Linked DNA regions of Mus musculus: regions 2, 3 and 4 are each linked to region 1. Evidence: chromatin loops called from intact Hi-C (ENCODE). Cell type or tissue: gastrocnemius. All regions are shown on one strand. Region 1 has its middle 3.5 kb from the start of Gm31630. Region 2 has its middle 3.0 kb from the start of Gm41019. Region 3 has its middle 39 kb from the start of Gm41019. Region 4 overlaps Cmya5 (cardiomyopathy associated 5).

Evidence for each region. Peaks named below come from ENCODE experiments on the same cell type or tissue, not always from the same donor. Only the 100,000 strongest peaks of a DNase experiment are listed, where the experiment ranks them.
Region 2: a loop joins it to region 1, with 3 times the contacts of the local background. A loop is called at or near these places in 2 of 42 quality-filtered maps.
Region 3: it touches region 1 in a loop (1.8-fold over the local background); 2 of 42 quality-filtered maps call a loop at or near these places.
Region 4: it touches region 1 in a loop (4-fold over the local background); 2 of 42 quality-filtered maps call a loop at or near these places.

Annotation. Positions count from the first base shown.
Region 1 is chr13:92,877,051-92,882,050 of GRCm38, reverse strand. No RefSeq gene overlaps it. Among named protein-coding and RNA genes, the nearest start is that of Gm31630, 3.5 kb to the left of the region's middle. In gastrocnemius, no CTCF peak of the experiment used is centred here; DNase peaks (open chromatin) are centred at 1,308 and 1,917; H3K27ac peaks cover 3,093 bases.
Region 2 is chr13:93,000,349-93,005,348 of GRCm38, reverse strand. No RefSeq gene overlaps it. Among named protein-coding and RNA genes, the nearest start is that of Gm41019, 3.0 kb to the left of the region's middle. In gastrocnemius, a CTCF peak has its summit at 2,726; DNase peaks (open chromatin) are centred at 2,709 and 4,158; H3K4me3 peaks cover 1,026 bases; H3K27ac peaks cover 4,241 bases.
Region 3 is chr13:92,964,635-92,969,634 of GRCm38, reverse strand. No RefSeq gene overlaps it. Among named protein-coding and RNA genes, the nearest start is that of Gm41019, 39 kb to the left of the region's middle. In gastrocnemius, no CTCF peak of the experiment used is centred here; a DNase peak (open chromatin) is centred at 2,388; H3K27ac peaks cover 1,625 bases.
Region 4 is chr13:93,134,829-93,139,828 of GRCm38, reverse strand. All of the region lies in intron 1 of Cmya5 (cardiomyopathy associated 5), which reads left to right. Among named protein-coding and RNA genes, the nearest start is that of Cmya5, 7.4 kb to the left of the region's middle. In gastrocnemius, no CTCF peak of the experiment used is centred here; a DNase peak (open chromatin) is centred at 2,518; H3K4me3 peaks cover 4,236 bases; H3K27ac peaks cover 4,914 bases.

The DNA of each region.
Region 1 (5,000 bases):
AACCCAGGTTCCCCGGGACCCCAGGCTCTCCTTATTCCAGTATGGTGTATGGACTAAAATCTGACCCGTCTCTGTGCCGCAGTGATGGGAGGGACACGTGGAAACCCCTGTCTAGCTCCTTCTGCCTACTGTTCTTCAATAGTTTGATGATATTCTGCTAAAATAATCAGTCCCTTTGCCCAGCCCCATCTCCATCTCCTTCCTGTATGCGGACGTCTTCCATTCCATGTGAACGTCCGAGCAGGAGGCAGGGAAGTACAATGTGCACAGCTCAGGCTACTGCCTGGATTTCTCTTTCTCTGCTCTCCTTGGTCAGCCATGCCATGTAGTAGTTTTTAAAGGTCAGCCAAAACGTCAGTGTGACATTAAACTGCCTTTGGCTTCTGGTATATCTTAGGTCATTTCTCCCTCTGGCTGCTTCTTCATGGCCTCCAGTGTTCCTAATTCAGGTCTCTACCCAGAGGTGCAAGGACAGCAGGAGCTCTACCTCTGTGACCTGCTCTTCTATTTCATTTTCCTGTGTGGTAGAGGTGGGTTGAGGAAATGCAGATCTCTCCATCCTTGCTCTGGGAGGTACACCATTGGCCTTGTCTCCCTGACACCATAGAGAGACTCAGGAGGAAGGTCACAGAAAATTTTGTTCAGATGCTCACTGCACTCAGTGCCTGTCTTTATGGTGCCTCTATGAGTCAGTGTACCAAGGGCTCTTTCTCCTAAGGAGGTGTTTCTTTCTTTCTTTTTTTTTTTTTTAAAACTCCCAGGGTTCCAGTCCTTCCTGGTAATTTGGTATCCTTGTCTGTCTGGGAAGCCATGGGCTCCTGGGCCCACAGAAATCAGAACATGTGGATAGAGGGTTGAAGTGTGGTTTTCCTTTACAGCACTGGGAGATGTGATTGTGTGCTCCCTTGTCCCAAAAATGTATCTTTTATCATCGTATCCATCTCACCGTGTTTTCTTTCCCTCCCCCTGCCCCACCTTAAGAAGTCTGTAGATGACTGGGTCCTTGGCTTCTCAGGAACTGTGTAGACAAAACACAAAATTAAAACTTCCCCTCCCACCTTCAGGAGCAGAGGCCTTAGTTCTAAGAGGATTCTTTTTATTTATCATTTAAGGGATCCAAAGAAGCAATTTCTCAAACTCCACAGAGAGCCTGTTTGTCTGGCAGGAGGTAGTGGAGAGGAGACAGGGAGATGGATTTGTGGGTTCTAGGAGCTGAGAGCCAGCCCTGCTTCCAAGGAGAGTGATTTCAGTACACATTACCCCAGGGCACTTGGCAGACAGACTTGGAGGTGGCTGGGCCTGAGGGTCCAGTCCAAGGGAGGCTGCCACAGAGATAAATGATGTGGGCCAAGGAGCCAGGGCCAGGTGGGCTTCCTGCAAAGGCCTTGGCTGGCCTCTGACATCAACAACTTCCTGGAGCCCAGGAACACTGAGGTGACACATTTTTCATTTTCTGTATTTCTTCTGCCAACAAGAAGAAACAAGAGCTTGGCAGTGGAAATTAAGTTGTTATAAGAAAATGGAGAGATTCTTAAACTTTCTGTTTGTGGACTGGGATTTACGGCCTTCCTCACCTGCCTCTGCACGCACCCCTTGTGCTAATCCAGTGAGGAGGGAAGGGCTTTGTTCACACTTTATGTCTGGACCTTCTGTCCTGGGCCCAAGAATAGGCCTCTAGCTGTGACCACAAAAGTATTCAGTGTGTCTCCCCCTCCCCACCCACCCCATTTCAATAACCATTCATCAAAGAGTTTTAAATGGAAAGCATTTGGTAAACACTGCTCAGTTTTTCCAGGCCCTTCCACCTCGGAGGGATCCGGCACATCATCTTCAGGAGACTGGATAGCCCTCAAGAGGCTGGGAAGCAGACTCCTTCCGGACAGACCTAATTAACACTGCGGACCCTTTCTGTCGCCCGCCTGGGTGTTCTGGCACAGGGTCTGCCTTACTGTTTAGACAATACCTAATCTTGGAAATGCCTCTGTTGAGGAGCCTCACCCCCCCCCCCCCAGCATATATTAAATTGACTACGCACTCAGCTGGGGGAGCAGAAATCAGACTCGGGAGGGAGAGACTGTTACCGAGAAACAGGAGGGGTAGAGATGTGACCAGGACTGAAACTACACTGAAATTCTGATTAAAGTACCAGACCCAGTTGCACAGAGGTTTCTCAGGAACACTCACACTGTTGAAAATAAACTGGAAAAAAAAAGTGACTACACACTGGCTCTCGTGTGCAGTTGTTTAACAGACATGGTGTGGCCTGTTTCCACTTCCTGACATATGGCTACTGATGAGGGAAAATCTATTTTGATTGCAGAGTGACCTTCAGCAGTTGGATGCTCTGAGAGATGAACAGCAGGCCACATTGTTTTCTTCTTGCTCACACGTCACTTTCTGGCCGTTCTTGACGGGTCATAAACACACATAGAATGCTAACTCAGTGGCTTGCTAGCTGTCCTCAAGTTGAAAAGGCACTTTTAAAAATAAATGTTCCTTATGTCTACTTTTTTCCACATTTTCAACTCTGACATTCAAGTGGCCATCACAGACCGTCAAGTAACACATTTGAAACCCAACTTTGGAGCCCCCCAGTGTGTTTCCTCCTCCAGGGCCTGTGGTGAAGCACCAGGCTATGCATGCTGTAGGTGAGATCATTAGAAACAGTGCTCGTTAGCCGTCATTACATTGCAAAGTAAGCTCAGTCTATTCTTCTAAGTTCCCATAGGAAGCTGTGTGTGCAACCAAGGCAGATGACTCCACCCAGGTTGATGAGATCCACTGTGGCAAACACTCAAGGTCTTCTCAGCCTGCTCAAGGCTGGGAAGGGCACATGCTATGTCATTCGTGAACATTCACCAGTGATCAATTACTTTGAAGCTGGCCTTGCTTGGATCTTCTTGTTAGAAAGCTGATATTCATCTTGGTTCCGGGACTCCACAGAACTTAGGAAATTAGTCTGAACAGGTGAGAGGGTGCGCCACAGAACCGGACAGCTTCTGGGACAGGCGGAGGCACAGAGCCACTGAGGCAGCACCCTTTGCGGGCCGCAGACAGCCGGCCACCATCCGGACCAGAGGACAGGTGTCTGCCTGGCTCAGGAGGCGGCCTCAGCCTCAGGAGCAGCGGGTGCCATCTTGGTTCCGGGACTCCGCCGAACTTAGGAATTTAGTCTGCACAGGTGAGAGTCTGCACCACAGAAGCTGACAGCTTCTGGGACCTGCCAAAGCAACACAGCTTCTGAGAAAGGTCCTGTTTTGGTCCTTCTTCTTCAGCCAGGAGTAGGTCCAAACACAAGATATCTGCACACCTTCTGTGTAAGAGAGCTTGCCAGCAGAGAGTGCTCTGAGCACTGAAACTCAGAGGAGAGAATCTGTCTCCCAGGTCTGCTGATAGACGGTAACAGAATCACCAGAAGAACAATCTCTAAACAGAGTCAACTATAACTACTAACTCCAGAGATTACCAGATGGCGAAAGGTAAACGTAGGAATCTTACTAACAGGAACCAAGACCACTCACCATCATCAGAACCCAGCACTCCCACTTCGCCCAGTCCAGGGCACCCCAACACACCCGAAAACCTAGACCCAGATTTAAAAGCATGTCTCATGATGATGGTAGAGGACATCAAAAAGGACTTTAATAACTCACTTAAAGAAATACAGGAGAACACTGCTAAAGAGTTACAAGTCCTTAAAGAAAAACAGGAAAACACAATCAAACAGGTAGAAGTCCTTACAGAAAAAACAACAAACAGGTGATGGAAATGAACAAAACCATACTAGACCTAAAAAGGGAATTAGACACAATAAAGAAAACTCAAAGTGAGGCAACACTGGAGATAGAAACCCTAGGAAAGAAATCTGGAACCATAGATTTGAGCATCAGCAACAGAATACAAGAGATGGAAGAGAGAATCTCAGGTGCAGAAGTTTCCATAGAGAACATCGGCACAACAATCAAAGAAAATGGAAAATGCAAAAAGATCCTAAATCAAAATATCCAGGAAATCCAGGACACAATGAGAAGACCAAACCTACAGATAATAGGAGTGGATGAGAATGAAGATTTTCAACTCAAAGGACCAGCAAACATCTTCAACAAAATTATTGAAGAAAACTTCCCAAATCTAAAGAAAGAGATGCCTATGAACATACAAGAAGCCTACAGAACTCCAAATAGACTGGACCAGAAAAGAAATTCCTCCCGACACATAATAATCAGAACAACAAATGCACTAAATAAAGATAGAATACTAAAAGCAGTAAGGGAAAAGGTCAAGTAACATATAAAGGCAAGCCTATCAGAATTACACCAGATTTTTCACCAGAGACTATGAAAGCCAGAAGAGCCTGGACAGATGTTATACAGACACTAAGAGAACACAAATTCCAGCCCAGGCTACTATACCCAGCCAAACTCTCAATTACCATAGATGGAGAAACCAAAGTATTCCACGACAAAACCAAATTCACACATTATCTCTCCACAAATCCAGCCCTTCAAAGGATAATAACAGAAAAAAAAACCAATACAAGAACGGGAACAACGCCCTAGAAAAAACAAGAAGGTAATCCCTCAACAAACCTAAAAGAAGAGAGCCACAAGAACAGAATGCCAACTTTAACAACAAAAATAACAGGAAGCAAGAATTACTTTTCCTTAATATCTCTTAATATCAATGGTCTCAACTCCCCAATAAAAAGACATAGACTAACAAACTGGCTACACAAACAAGACCCAACATTTTGTTGCTTACAGGAAACTCATCTCAGAGAAAAAGATAGACACTACCTCAGAATGAAAGGCTGGAAAACAATTTTCCAAGCAAATGGTATGAAGAAACAAGCTGGAGTAGCCATCCTAATATCTGATAAGATTGACTTCCAACCTAAAGTCATCAAAAAAGACAAGAAGGGGCACATCATTCTCATCAAAGGTAAAATCCTCCAAGAGGAAATCTCAATTCTGAATATCTATGCTCCAAATACAAGGGCA
Region 2 (5,000 bases), 120 kb before region 1:
TTTTCTTAATAAAATTTCACTGCCTTACCTCAGCCCTTGTCCAACGAAAAACTAAGGTGTTTATAAAATACTTATATATTTTAGTTTTATCTTGTCAAGAGACTTAGGACATTACAGATATTGGGAAAGGAGAACAAAAACAGGAGGTGACTGCTGTAAAATACATTTGGTAAGTGACATAATTTAGTTCAATAGTTCTTGAAGCAAAGTTACAAAGATCAATAATGAGTTGGCCAAAATGAGAACCAGTATTGCCATTTCACCCCTGCCCACAACCTCAGCAGACATTACTAATGGATTGCAGTATTCTTTCTTTCTGACCTAAGGTTGGACTCACATTTCTTCTCAAGAAAAAGCTTCATGGTTTGCAGATAACATTCAAATGAAAGAATGGGGCTTTGGTATCACATATTCTAGAATATTTGAAAGCCCACACAGTAGCTGGAAGATATAATCACTTTTAGAAAAGAAATTGATGTGGCCATGTGCTAGAGGAAACTGCTTTCTGAAATGTCCAGTTAGTTGTAGTAGTTTGTGGAAGGATCATCTACGAGGAAAGGGTCAGAAAAGGTGGCGGAGTGGGTGTGAGCCTGCTGTAGGTAGGAGCTTGGCTTGTCTCAACTCCCTGAATCTGCATTCACACATAGTCCTGTAAACTGTGTCATATAGTTAACGATCTGTATATTTACATTTAGAGTAGGGGGTAAGTTAATAGAAATGAATTAAAATTTAAAATGTAGTTTCTCACTTGAAGTACCCCTGGCTATTGCCTTGGACTCCACAGACAGAACATTTTCATCACCTTACCTAGGTCTCCAGCAATCTAAAGAAAATCCCACTGCCATCTTACAATTCTGTACAATTGGCTCAGCAACCCAGGGGCTCAGCCTACCTTGGTGGGAGTTAGTCTCTTTAAGTTAATGGCAGAAACTGGCCTCTTAACACTGCCATCCCCCACGTATGCAGCCGGAAGAACCAGCCTAGGAACATGAAAGAGAGAAAACATACAGTTTCGAAAATCAAAATGATTTCCTTTGACAAGAAAGTCAGGAAGAACAGATGGCACTCTTAAAAAATGAAAATCTGGGATCAGAGAGAAGGAAAGAGCCAAGAACAAGGCTCAGGGTTGCTGTTGAATTTTTTTCTGCACTCCCTCCCTCCCCAACTGACTCCAAGTGATCTTAGATGTTTCTGTTAAATACACTCATGAACTTCCCTTGAAGATTTCGGGTTCACAGAGAACTTGCAGATCCAGTTGGAATGAATGCTCTTGCTTCTGTGTCTCAGGGCCTCACGATCCCTTATCGAGCCTGCCTGCCTGTTGTTCTGGGTATGAGGTAGAGCATAGCTTTGACCTTGGAGACACTGCATGAAACTTTCTGCAGATGGTTCTTGATAATAAGGTGTTTGCTTATCTGGTTTCTAGGTTCTTTTTATTCCAAAGTAAAAGTGCAGTCAAATCGACCCATGGGGAGAAAGCAGATTAGGTAGAAATGGCATCTCTTTAGATTTCTTACTCTAATGCACTGGTTCCAGCTCCCCGTGAAATTGTCCCACCAGGATGCCAGCAGTAATAGAACAAGACAGGCCAGGGGAGGGGGGCTAAGCAGGATCGCACTTCTGGAATCCTGAGATCTCAGAAGCTGAGAAGACAGAGGCTAAATGCGAGGTGTCCCAATAGGCTAGGCAGGTACCTAAGAGGTGGAGGCATGGGTGCTGTCTCTACTGTCTCTACCAGTCTGATCCAGGCAATCTTGAGCCCATGGGGGTCATTTGTAGGTACCCTGCCTTTAACTGAGACAAAGAGATAGACTCTCAGTGTATCACAGGTAAATGGATAGAAGCAAATGCTACGGAGCCCTTTTATAGGAAGGTAATTCCCCATGAATTATCCCATCAGTCTTCACAAGAACTCTGTGAAGTGGGTATTCCGATGATTCTTCTCCAAGGTTGCACAACTAGTAAGTGGCAGAGCAAAGACATAAACTCAGAAAAGCCCCTTTCTATTGTGTTATTCTAACCTTGAGGAAATAACACTTTACATGTTATTGGGTGCTTACAGGATTTAGTCTACATAATGCCACTGCCTGTAAAAGTTCCATGTCTACCCTTTATAAGAAAATTAAAGCCCCCAAAGACATGAAATAATTGTGTATACAAGGCCAGCTTCTTGATGATTCTAAGCTGGGCACTGTCCTGAGCCACCTGTGTGTACTGGGTCAACAAGGTCTGTGTGACCTTCCCATCTGCAGACTAGAAGCCTCCAATTCATTTCCCAAGGCATAATCAATTGAGAAAGAGTTATGGTCCCTATTGGGAGCTGGATCTACTTGATTTTTAGCCAGTGAAGAAAACAGAGGTCACAGTTCTGTGTGAGTGCATTTCTCATCTTATTACAAGTGACTGTGACCGAGGCTCCTTTCTTGGCCTGCCTCAGGTCCCTGCCACAGCCGTCACAATCTGATCTCTTTTGATCCTGTTGTAAGTCTAGGTAGCTGAAGCTTCCTGAAACAGTGAAATCTTTGTCTTAAAGTGGCTCCATTTCAATGCCATTCCTTTCTACCCTGGGACAAGTCCATCAATCACTCATAGATGTTTTGCAAGCAAAGGGCAAATGCATTTCTCAGAGGACCAGCCTCCACCCCAGTATCCCAAGCCAAGAGCAGGTCAGGAAAGGGCTTGGGGTCTAGCCAGCCCCCTTTTCCAACGCGGCCATCTGGGAAGTGAATGTGCTTGCCTTCTGTTCCCACTTGGGGGTGGACACACCACAAGATGCTGTGTCTCCTGCTTCTGGAACATGTGGGTTTCCTGCCAACCTACTGTCCTGTGAGGAGGAGGAGGAGGGAGGTTTTATAATTGAGGACTCTTTACTTGGAGCATCTAGCTGATTTATTTGCTTCAGTGTCTAAGATCCAGTAACCCTCCCCCCCAGCAACTGTGAAAGCTAAGAACTGAATTAGTATAGTGTGTGTGGACCAGTCCTTTATTTTGTAGCTACTTCTTGAGTAGTGGCCTCTACTATTGTCTCACAGAAGGGCTTAGCATGGACAAGGGAGGACTGGGGAATAGACTTGGCCGTGCCAGCATAATTCATCCACTTGGGATTAACTTCTGGCCATACCACTTTCCACCAGTGACTCTGTGAGTGAGTCTTGGTCGCTTGGTTTGAAAATACAATGCATTTCACAGAGTTGTTAGAATTAGAGCCAGCAAGATGGCTCTTATTGGTTAGAGGTGTTTGCTGCTTAAGACTGCTAACCTGAGTTCAATCCCCAAACACATGTAAAGATGGGAGAAGAAAATCAACTCTACAAACTTATCCTTTGACCTCTACACTCACACTGTGGTATGCATATGCCTCCCCCCACAATAACAACAGTAGCAACAATAATTATAAGTTAAATAAAGTTTATTTTACATTTTGTAGGTTGAACTTAGGGCTGTGTGCATGCTCTAGTTTATTGTACATCTAAGTGATATAAAATAAAGCTTAAAAAAATCTAAGGTGTTAGACAATATGATAAAAATCAAGTAGATTCTTGGTATTAGCTGCTATGATTTGTGTCAAATTAAGAGACAACAGTGGAGGGGTGTGGAGACATGGCCAGGGAGGTTTTGACCGACCAAGGTTGACTTCACAACCACGCAGACCACTGTGTTTTCAGGAATGTTGTCCAATGGGTTGGATCACTCTAAGGAGCCATGGGCCACGAATCTCAGTTTCCTAAGAGCAAAGTTACTGCAAAGCAGGCAGTTCACCCAGGGGTGATGCACAGCTCACACGCCACCCACATCATTCTGCATTTTCAAGGGGGAGTTCTGAGTTGATTAAAGGTGCGTTCAGCATTCCTTCACGGAGAGATCTACAGGGCTTTGAAGGCCTCCTCCACCTCCTTTTCCCCTCTCCTCTCTCTCTCTTAGGACAGAGCACTTGTGTTTCTCTTCAGTGTCTCAACAGTGTCTTAGAGGACAACCTGCTCTAAGATAAATACACAAATGGAGAGGATAACTAAGTCTGGCAGTGTTTGAAACAAGGCTCTGGCCCATGACTCTCCCTCCATCCCTGACAGGCCCCTCATTTGTGGCCTGCGCAGAATCCACAGGCAGAAATCAGTAACAAACAGCCCTGGCACTGAACAGAGATGTGCATCCAAGCATGTTTATGAGCCGCAGGGAAATTTTCCCTGATAGAGCCTCAAGGGCTGGCCTATGGGTTGGTACAGCTGTCTAATAAAAGACCATCTTTGTAATCAGCGCTCAGTGGAAACGTACCATCTCATTTATAGAAACAGTGAAGCCACCTGCTATTTAAAGGGCCCTCCTCCTCTTCTTCCTCACCCCAGGGCTAAGTTTTCCAGCATACTCCCTCAGCCAGCTGTGTCTTGTCAAAATCCCGGTCAGTGCCCTGGGAAATATGATTCTGACCAACTACCCCATGAGCTATCGCTCTGCTTTTTATACTCTGCCTGGAGTCCAGGAGTAACGGTCTCATACACAAAAAATAGCTTCCATGAAAATGGTCAGCTAGGCAGGAACAAGATGTGCCTGGCGGACTAGGGGGTAATCAGGTCCCCTTCAGAATCACTGCTCGGTGATTCACTCCATGCTGTTCCCACACAGCTCCGGCTGAGTCAGGTTCTGACAGCTGAGAAGGCGGGAAGGGAGAGAGGAAGGGAAGAAAATGTCGCTGTAGAGGCAGGAGCCCAGCAGCTCAGAGTGGAAGGAGAGCTTTGGAAGATGCACAAAGCAGTAAAGAAACTGGGTATAGTGAACCCCAAACTCAAGCCAGCTTGGGGAACGAGTGCTGGTCAAGAACTCTCCGGTTAACTGTGAAAGGAGCCGCAGCCTCCCTGTTTTAACCTCTGAGTTATAAAAAGCTTTCTGCAAGCCATTAGCTCACCTTTTAAAAAGCCATCTCTACTGCTAATGGGGAAGATGGGACCTCTTGGTATCTTCAAGGGCAGCAACTGGAACATGAACCCTAGTTGGACCCTGGAGGG
Region 3 (5,000 bases), 88 kb before region 1:
GGAACCTTCATTTTAGTCTGGGGACACAGACATCAGGTTTTAGTTGGAAGGCAGAGCTCCCAGATTGAGGAGCTGGTGACAGAGGAGTGTCTATAGAAGAAGTACAATCTTTGTCCCTTAGGGATGGACTTCCTACATTTGATCCTTGTGGGGGTTGAACAATTCTTTCACAGGGGTAACCTAAGACCATCAGAAAATGGATAAGAACATACAGACATTTATAGTATGATTTGTAACAGTAGCAAAATTACAGTAATGAAATAACCACAAAAATAATTTTATGGTTGGGGTCACCACAACATGAGGAACCATATTAAAGGGTCACAGCATTAGGAAGGCTAAGAACTACTGTTTCAGAGCGTCTTCTGGAACTGAGGCCTCCCAGTCTCTTCCAAGGCATATGGTGGGGTACCTCAGTGGCAGAACAGGGTTTCGTTGTCAAAAAGAGAGGGGAGGAGTATCCTGGAATCTCCTGGAAGCTGACTTCTTAATGAGGGTCTTTTGTTCTCAGGGATCTCACCCTTTCCTTCTGTGCCAACACTGTATCTCCTTGAAGATTTCCCCCTATTTCTTTTCCTCAAATGTCTTCAGACCAAAGTCCGGACAAGAATATATACTTCATGGTTTTTGTTTCCTTTTCCTTAGTGTGCTTTAAGTGAAGAAAATGAGCTGTTCCAAGTCTTGGTCTCAGGCACCTAGCTCACAGTGGTCCACAGAGTTACGTGTTCCTATCATTTTTAATGGTCCGACATGCATCTCCAGGAAGAGACCCAAGCGCTTTTACCAACAGAGAAGAGGCGAGACAGTAATGGGCTCATTGATAAGCAGTTCTCACAGCTGGAATTCCCACTGGTCATGGAGCAGCAAGAATGAAGGAAGGGCTTGACTCAGTTCTAAAGGACATTCTGTGTTAGCTGTACCTTTTCCTAGACTTGTCCCATGTGACCTTATTTCTCATTTTCTCTTTGGGCAACGTGCTGTGAGTTTTCACCCATGAGGAAGTGACAAATGCTACTTTCAGCAAACAGCTATAGGGAGATACTTTGTGAGTGGTTCCAACTGAGCAAAACTGACGGGAAATTCTGTCACATAGGACAAAGGGGACTATAGAGGCTTGAGTAATTAGGAAAAAGAAGACAAAACAACAATAATAGCTTCCTCCTCCTCCTCCTCCTCCTCCTCCTCCTCCTCCTCTTCCTCCTCCTCCTCCTCTTCTTCTTCTTCTTCTTCTTCTTCTTCTTCTTCTTCTTCTTCTTCTTCTTCTTCTTCTTCTTCTTCTTCTTCTTCTTCTTCCTCTCCTCCTCCTCCTCCTCCTCCTCCTGCTCCTCCTCCTCCTCCTCCTTCTTCTAGACAGAATATGTGTTGTGTTGCCCATGTTAGTCTAAACCTCTGGGCTCAGATGAGAAAGGTACTTAGTCTTTCAACCTCCCAAGTAGCTAGGACTTTTTGAAATTAGCCCTTAAAGGATTGGCTAAGCAGAAAGAGGGTTCGAGAAGACAATTTAGATGAATTAAAGAGGATATGGTAATATATTGGACATATGTGTAATATAATTATATATGTAAAATAGTGCAAAATTCAAGAGGATTGGGTGATACACAGTCACAGTGTGTGTGCCCGGGGTCCCCATAACTCAACTCTTTTTCTAGAGGTAATGTTAATATTAGCATGTAGTTAGTAAATGCAGAGAACCCATCCATTCCCTCACTCGAGGCTGGATGATGGAACCATCTTTTAAGAACAGAATCAAGCATGCATGTTTCCATTGTTTTCTCTGTGGTGAGTCACATGGCATCTCTTTCCAACCTCTTACTCCACACTAAAGACTCCACACACCATATTGTGGGCCAAGTTCCTGTACCAAAATGTAGAAAATTTGAGACCAAAGGTAATTATCTCTGCCCCCACCCAGAAATCCACAAAACTCTTCAGAGACTTTGGGTTCCTACAGGGCAGTCATTGTGGGCTTGAGCCAAAAAGGAACAGAATCCAGATCTAAGGCACTGGGTGCCCTGGCAGACCCGTGGCATAATCAGTCATTAGATGGAGACCAGACTGGCTCAGGTGGGGACAGAGGCAAGGCTTCCTCTGCCAAGAGCTAGTGTGCAAAGCAGTTCCCCAGAGAACCCTTGAAAACCATTGGCATGCATCATGACTCTCACAGAGGGGTTTACAGACTGGGGAAGAAAACTGAGAGCACATATTTGGAGCCCAGCTCTCCCCAGCTGGGTTTCCTGACCAGTGAAGGCCTCCCTCATGGAAAGGTTACAAGGGAAAGATTCCGATTTTTCTTCCCCTGCTGTGAAATCAATTAAAAACAGGATGGATACAAAATGGTTTTATAACCTCCTCCACCTCCTGGCATGCTTTCTTCTTGGGGATGGGCCAGCCCAGAGTGAAGAGACCAGAGTCTCATGGTCTGAAAATTCAGCAGCAGCTTAAAGAACAGTGGCCTGTTGCTCCAGCTCTCCTCAGGGGACCTGAGGCTGGCTGGGAAATGTCTCCCTGGAAAGTGCAGAGAGAGAGGGGGATCCCAAGGAAGGGGAGTGTGAAGGAGGCTCCAGCCAGCCTCAGCCTCCACAACCCACAGGGTCCTCAGGAATAAAGCAACCAGATTTCAAAGAGACTTTATCCCCCAAAGAATAATTCAAAGGGCTTGTGATGCTTAGACAAAATTGATTTATAGGAACCAACATCAATAATTGTTCTTGCTTGCTTTAATCATAGATGGCCTTTACTGAGGACCACTTTGATCCAGGCTCATCATTAGGCGCTTTCTGAGATTACCTCTGATTCGTGTAATACCATGCCAGATTAAGTAATATTTTCTCCAATTTCAGTATAAGAAAAATGAGGTCCAGAGGGGCTAAATAATCTGGCTAACACAAAACAGTAAATGTCAAAGTCAAGTCTAATTTACATTGTCTGCTAACAATAACAATGCTACTTTAACAGTAGTAATTGTAATAATAGATGTTATCAGCTGAATACCCGTGTACCTGATACTGGGCTCTTTGGAACGTGATACCTGAAATCTTCATAACAGGTAGGGAGAAAGCTTCCCAAGATCATGTTACAGATGAAAAGCTTATAGCTCAGCCAACAGCTCAAGGACATGCATGAACTGACTTGGTGAGTCTGGCTTTGAACCCAGGTCCTTTGATACTGGTACTCAGTCCAATGTGACTGGATGAAACTTCAGGGATTCAGGATTACACACTCGTCCCTAGGTGTTTTTGATACTTCTGTTGTCTCCAGACAGAGGCCCCAGCTTGTCAATGGTTCTCTGAGACTGAACTGAGCTGTACACAAAGAACACAACAGGCTCTGCCAACACACATTGTTCTCAGCTGCATGTAATGTTTCCTAAGGTCTTGGCCAACTTGGCTCAGGCATTTTAGACATCTTGAGGGCCATGGTTCTAAGCATCCTGAGTGGATCGACAGATTCTGTTGGGACACTGTGCTTCAAACTACAAAGCTGCCTACATTTTCCCCAGTGAAGAATATTAGCTGGAACTAACTGGTCATTTCAGAGTATGGCTGTCCAGTGTCCACTGCACTCTTGACGAGAAGTTATGTGGATGAGATCCCATGGTTTAGATCCCCTCCCTACTCGTTAGATAGCTCTCACTAACTGTCTTCTCTGGACCTCTGTACTTTCTAAAGCACAGTAAGACAATTACCACTGTTAGACTAGTCCTCCCCTCTCCTTCCGTCACCCATGGACGATGGTGAGACAGTTCACAATTGGGTAGACTTGGAGAAATAGCCAATAGCATGCATGGGTGGCATGTGCCCACAGCTAGAACATAAGCTTCCTCAGGCTCCCTCTGTGCCCACGTCTCTCATGATAGTCAACTTCTAGCCACTCTGACTCAGGGACATTGCCCTGACTTGAAACACTTCCCTCTGAGGGTCTTAAAAGCTCACTCTGAAAGTCTAGCTAGACTTGAAAGTAAAGCTTATTTCTAGAACGATCTATTTCAAAGGTTTATTTCTTGACACTTGAGATTGCCATGCCATTTCAGCTGTCCCACTAGTACCAGTGATTAGTCATTCATTCATTCATTTTCCTTCAATGAAGGTCTATTGAAACTTCTCTTTCAGGGACCAAGTACTGACAAGTACTGTGAACAAGGAACTTAATTGACAAATGGTCCAGCTATTGTGCTCCATGATCCATTACTGCCTCTGTACTAGGGTCATGCTTCCTGTGGGCAGCTCCTGGCCACTGAGTGTGACTAGGATGCAAAGGCAGCCTTTTCCTTGGGAACATGCTCCTCTGGTGGCCACCTATGAAATAAGGTATCTCAGCAACCATTTGACCCACTTTCTATTGCTGCATGTTCTAGGATGCTTCTGCCCAGTCGTTTCCCATGTTCCCCTTCCCTTGGAGCCAGCCTGCTCTGTTCTCCTGTGTGCTACAGGCCTGGATGACATCGCTCAGGGATGCTGAAAGAATTAGCTGACAAAGAAAGATGAAGATGAAGGAAGGGGCAGGGACTCAGGGCAGACCAGCACATTCCCCTCCTCCTCAGGAGGAAGAAATGTCAAACCTTCAATGCCCTTCCTTTAAAAATTCCAGACCATTTTTGATAGAAAGCAGAGTGTTTCAGGAATAAGGAATTGTTAGTAGAATCATTTATTTTATTTTATTTTATTTTATTTTACCTACAAGATTTTGTTTTCCTCCCCCTAATAAATTTTTACCCTTATGGTGGCAATAAGAAGGCAGAAGAAGATTCTACTGTCTCATGTTGGTAGGGCCAACTCCTGACTAGAAGCCTAGGTAGACTCCAGGCTGGACCAGCCCAATAATCTGGCATGCTTGTATGGAAACCAACACTGGGTTCTCTGTAACTGATGGCAGTGAGCTTCTAGATCCTTCTAACCAGTAGTCTAGATTCAGGTCCCTCGTGGCTGCCCAGGGAGAACATCCCAGCTCTGGCTGCCACTTGGCAAGCAGAGCTCTCACTGCACACACATAAATTGCTTTTC
Region 4 (5,000 bases), 260 kb before region 1:
AGAGGCCCTGGGAACATCTGTGGGCAGCCAAGCATCTTAGAGACTCAGAAGCCTAGTGGCAAGAGACAGTTTTAAAAGTGGAACCACTTTCCATTGGTAGAACTTAGACTGCTCACTACTCTGTTCCATCTGCAGATACTTGTTGGATACTCAGCATGCCAGGTACTTCCTAGGCCCAAAAGATGACAGACAAATGCAGTGAGTGGAAAGCAGAGTGCTACCTCCTGAACCTGCCTTCCCAGTCTGGAGATGAGCAAATGGATAATATATATAATGTCCCAGATGGGTGCAAGTTCTGTGGAGATAACTATAGCAGGATAAAGGTGCTGCCATTTGGAATAGGATGCTGAAGAAGGCTCTGCCGAGCCATATTTGAGCAGAGGCTGAAGAAATGTGTCTCCTGCAAGTGGCAGAGCAGGTGTAAAGGCACTGGGGTGGGAAGGAACACAGGGAACTCAGGCTGCTGGAGTGGAGTGAGTGGGGTGGGGTGGGGTGAGGCTGACAAGGGTGAGTGCAAGAAACCCAGGCTGCAGATCTGGGGCTGGGGAGCGGGCTCAGCAGGTAAAGCTCATGCCTGCCGTGAAAGTGAGGAATGGACTGGGATCTCCAGCATGCCTGCCTGTACACACATGGCCTGTCTGTATTACAGTACTCAGGATGAGACAGGGAATCCCTGGGGCAAGCTGGCTAGACTAGTCAAATCTGAGCTCTGGGATCAAGTGGAACATTATGCTTTAATATAGAAGATGCCATTAAGGAAGACACCAACACTGACTTATGTTTCTCCTGGCATACACCCCTACTAACCCCTCCCCACCACACTCCCCCAATATATCTGGGTTGTAGACCCCAGGTAAGGCCTCACAGGCTGTGATCAGGGCTTAGATTTTATTCCTAGTAAACTCAAAAAGCTGTGTTCTGTCTATCATACCGTGCCATTCAGGAGTCAAAACAAAACAATTTTTTTTAGAAGTAGTGATTGGAACACTTCTTTAAAGGCTATAAACATCAGTCCATTCAACATTGTCACTTGGGTAAGCTTTTAGAACACGTAAGAGGTGCAAGAACTGTTGTAAATGTTTAAAACCCACAGTGCCCTGGATGCAGAGAGATGTGTTGAGAGATACTTAGTTTTCTTTTGTTTTTGTTGGTTTCTGTATGAGGCCTTTTCCACTATTCAGGAACCTTAACAATGTTTCTGTTTTACGGCAGCCTCCATGGAGTCAAGGTTGATTTTCCCTATGGAAACATGGAGGGTTTTAGAACGGTTCCTAAAACTTCCAAATCACCTTCATTACAGCACTGGCAGGATCTGTGTAAATAACACGCCAATCTGGGCTGATAGCAGTAAATGTCCTAATGGCATTCCATTGTAACTCATCATTGCAGGGAGGCAATCTGGTGGGAGATGAGGGTGGAAAATGAAGGTGGTTGCTATCAATCCAGGGCACTCTAAGTCACTTGCCAACTGTGTGGTGTCTTTCACTGGTTTGCTTACCAAGGTGTTCTGACAAGTGTGTTATTTGAGCTAGCTCTCTTCTGAGGTCAGTGGAAAGTAGTGCTGGGGTGGGAGGGGCGCCTGGCTGCCTCAGATGCCAGAGGCTGAGGGAGGAGAGAGGAGAAAACAGAGGCCCTTGGAACCAGAAAGCTAGGAGCTGCTGAAGTGTTGACTGACTGGCTGTCACATGCCCTTGGTGACACCTTGAATAGAGAGGAATAATGCAAGAATTGTAATTAATTTTTCCCCTTGAAAACAGCAAATCTACTAAAGTGTAGGACATACTGAGAGAGAAGCAACAACAAAATTATGTTCCCTGGCTGTTCTAAGCGTGGGCTTAGGGAAAATATGGTACTACTCAGATATTAGAACCAGATCACCCTTCCATGTCAAGCAAACTTAGAGTCAGATGCAAGAGACTGGGTGTGATTCACACAGAAAAAGAATCTTTTGTCATTCCAGTGTTAGCCAATAGAAATATAATGTCAACCACATAGATAATTTAACTTTGTTTGTTTCTCTGTCTGTCTCTCTCCTTCCCTCCTTCCCTCCTTCCCTCCCTCCCTCCCTCCCTCCTTCCTTCCTTCCTTCCTTTCTTCCTTCCTTCCTTTCTTTTTGAGATGGGGTTTCTCTGTGCAGCTCTAGTTGTCCTGGAACTCACTGTAGACTAGGCTGGTGTCAAACTCAAGAGTTCAGCTTGCCTCTGACTCCTGAATGCTGGGATTAAAGGCGTGTATTACCACTGCCTAGCACTAATTTTAACACTTTAAGTGGCCATTAAATTTATACAAAGAAACAGATGATAATAATTTATCATCTAATAATTTTTTAATTCAATAATCAAGGTACTATTTGTAAAACATAGTCATTAGATTACATTGTCTTGCACTGTGTCTTGAAACTCTGGGTACATTTTATTTTAGAGCACATCTCAGGTGCCCTTCCCTCACTACAGACCTGAATGGCTCTGTAGCCACCTGTGATGAGGGCTGGTTCCATTCCCGGCACTTGCTGTGCTGCCAACTGCTGCTGTAAATGTTCTGATGCCGTCCGTAATCACTCAGGATGCCCAGGGAGCTGAGCACGTTTGCTGGTTGTCTAAGTGAATGCATACGTGAGTCAGTGAGCGAGCGAATGTGAACATGTTGAACTTCTTCAGGAAGCAAATATCATTGGGGCATTGAACTTGGATCAGGTAGACTATTGCCAGTTGTTGACCAGAGATTGACAGTGCTCAATGACTTTAGAAATACAATAGCCTGGAGGGCACGGTGACAAGAACTAAGGAACTGTTCAGTTATGTCATCTGCAGTGAGCATCTCTGCCTTCTGTGGCTTGTCCCAAAGCTGCCCCTAGACCCAGGAAGGATAGGTATAGCCTTTGTTTTTTGCTCAGGGAAGAATTCTCTCTGGAATGTCCCCAGTTCAGAAAACCCTGCACCTGATCCGGAAAGTCCAACCTATATGGGAAGATTAGTCTCCACTCTCTATCTACCAACATCAGTCTCTAAGCCACTCCCTGTGGACCTCCCATGTTTCCTTCATACGATGTACTTTTCTTCAGGAAAACTCAACATGCTAAAAGTCACTCATCATTCTGTGCCATCCCATCTGTCTAATTTTTTTTTTTTGTAAGTAAAGTTTCTAATATATCTACTCTAACCTATGGAGTAGGGTGTCTGTCACTGAAGTTACTGCACTGTGAGGTGGGTCCTAGGGAGCTGAGGTAGGGGTCTGGCTTGGACCTCCTAGTGGTTTTCTTTCAGTCTCTGGGTCTCCTGTCAACCCTTCTCCCTCCATCCACAGCAAAATCAGTGACTGCTCTGTCATGTACTTGGCAGGACAGCCTGGCTGCTGATGGCACTTGCCCTAGAGGGACACTTTGATGTCATCTGCCTGACCCTCTTATACTTGGGACCAGTGACAGAGGCCCAGGGAAGAGAAGGACAATCAACACTCGCTCAGGGAGTCCATCACTCATTCTGAACACTGTCACTCATTATATGGAATGGTTTGTTTTTAAAAATAAGACAATACCTCAATGAGATAGGCATTGCTTTCACCCTGATTTTGTGAGAGAGAAAACAGAAGGTAAAACTATTGAGTAATTTACATAATTCCAGATAGCTTGCAGGGCGTAAGCGAGGATGCTAGCATGTCCTATGACAGAGTCAGTGCTTGCCTTCAGTGATACCTGTTCTTCTTTTCCAACTTCTTTTTATTGGAGCATAAGTTTACTATTTTAACATTTATTTTTTTATAAATTTAAAAAATTTATGCGTATATGTATTTCTCTGCTTGTGGCTATTCATACATGTATGTGGGCCAGAAGACAGTGTCTGATTCCCCTGGAGTTACAGGTGTTTGTAAACCATCCAACATGGGTGCTAGGAACCAAACTCATGTCCTCTGCAAGAACAACACGTGTTCTCAACTGATGAGTCCTCCCCTCTAGCCCGAATAAATGATTATTTCAATTTATTTTTATTTTTTTTTAAAGCAAAAGCATAAAATGCCTGGCAAGTTGTTGCTAACTCTGGCCAGCACCTTTGCTGTATTAAGTTTCTTAGTGTGTAATGAAGAGAGTCAATCTTGCGTTTAAAAATAGACATTAAGCAACCCAGCACACTTGGGTTTCAAAAGGTCAAAGCTAGCAACACCAAACACTTCTCTATGTGCCATACAGGGTCACATGATACACACTGTGGGCATTTACCATAATAGCCACACAATTCTGATACTTTCTTCAATGTTAAGTATAAGGTGGTAAATTTTTAAGTTTTTCAATCTAGCTTTTTCTTTTGAAATATTTTTAAAAATATTTTTATTAATTTCTTTGAGAATTTCATATATTTCTACAATATATATTTATCATATTTGCTCCCCACTCCTCCCCTAACTCCTCTCAGATCTGCTCTCCACATACTTTTATTTGACATAGGGTCTCATACTTTAGCTCAGACTGACCTAGAACTCATGTAGCCCAGGCTAGCCTCAAACTCACAGAAATTCTTCTCCCTCAGTCTCCCAGAGCTGGGATAGCACGTACCTGTCACCTAGGGCATGGTCCTGGGACAGAGGAAGGGAAAGATGAGGCTTGGCAGTAAGTGGGCCCTATCTATAGCCTTACAATTGCACCCCATCTTTCTAGCTGCCAGGAGTGCACCAGGCTCCTCAGGAAGCTGCAGAAAACAACAACCTCCTCCTAACCCTTGTCCTCAGGAGTCCCAGACTCCTTAAAAACATCAACTATTAAAAGAGTGTGACATTCACAAAGGAACTCACACAATATGTACTCACTGATAAGTGGATATTAGCCCAAAACCTAGGATTCCCAAGATATAAGATACAATTTGCTAAACACATGAAACTCAAGAAAAATGAAGACTGAAGTGTGGACACTATGCCCCTCCTTAGAATTGGGAACAAAACACCCATGGAAGGAGTTACAGAGACAAAGTTTGGAGCTGAGATGAAAGGATGGACCATGTAGAGACTGCCAT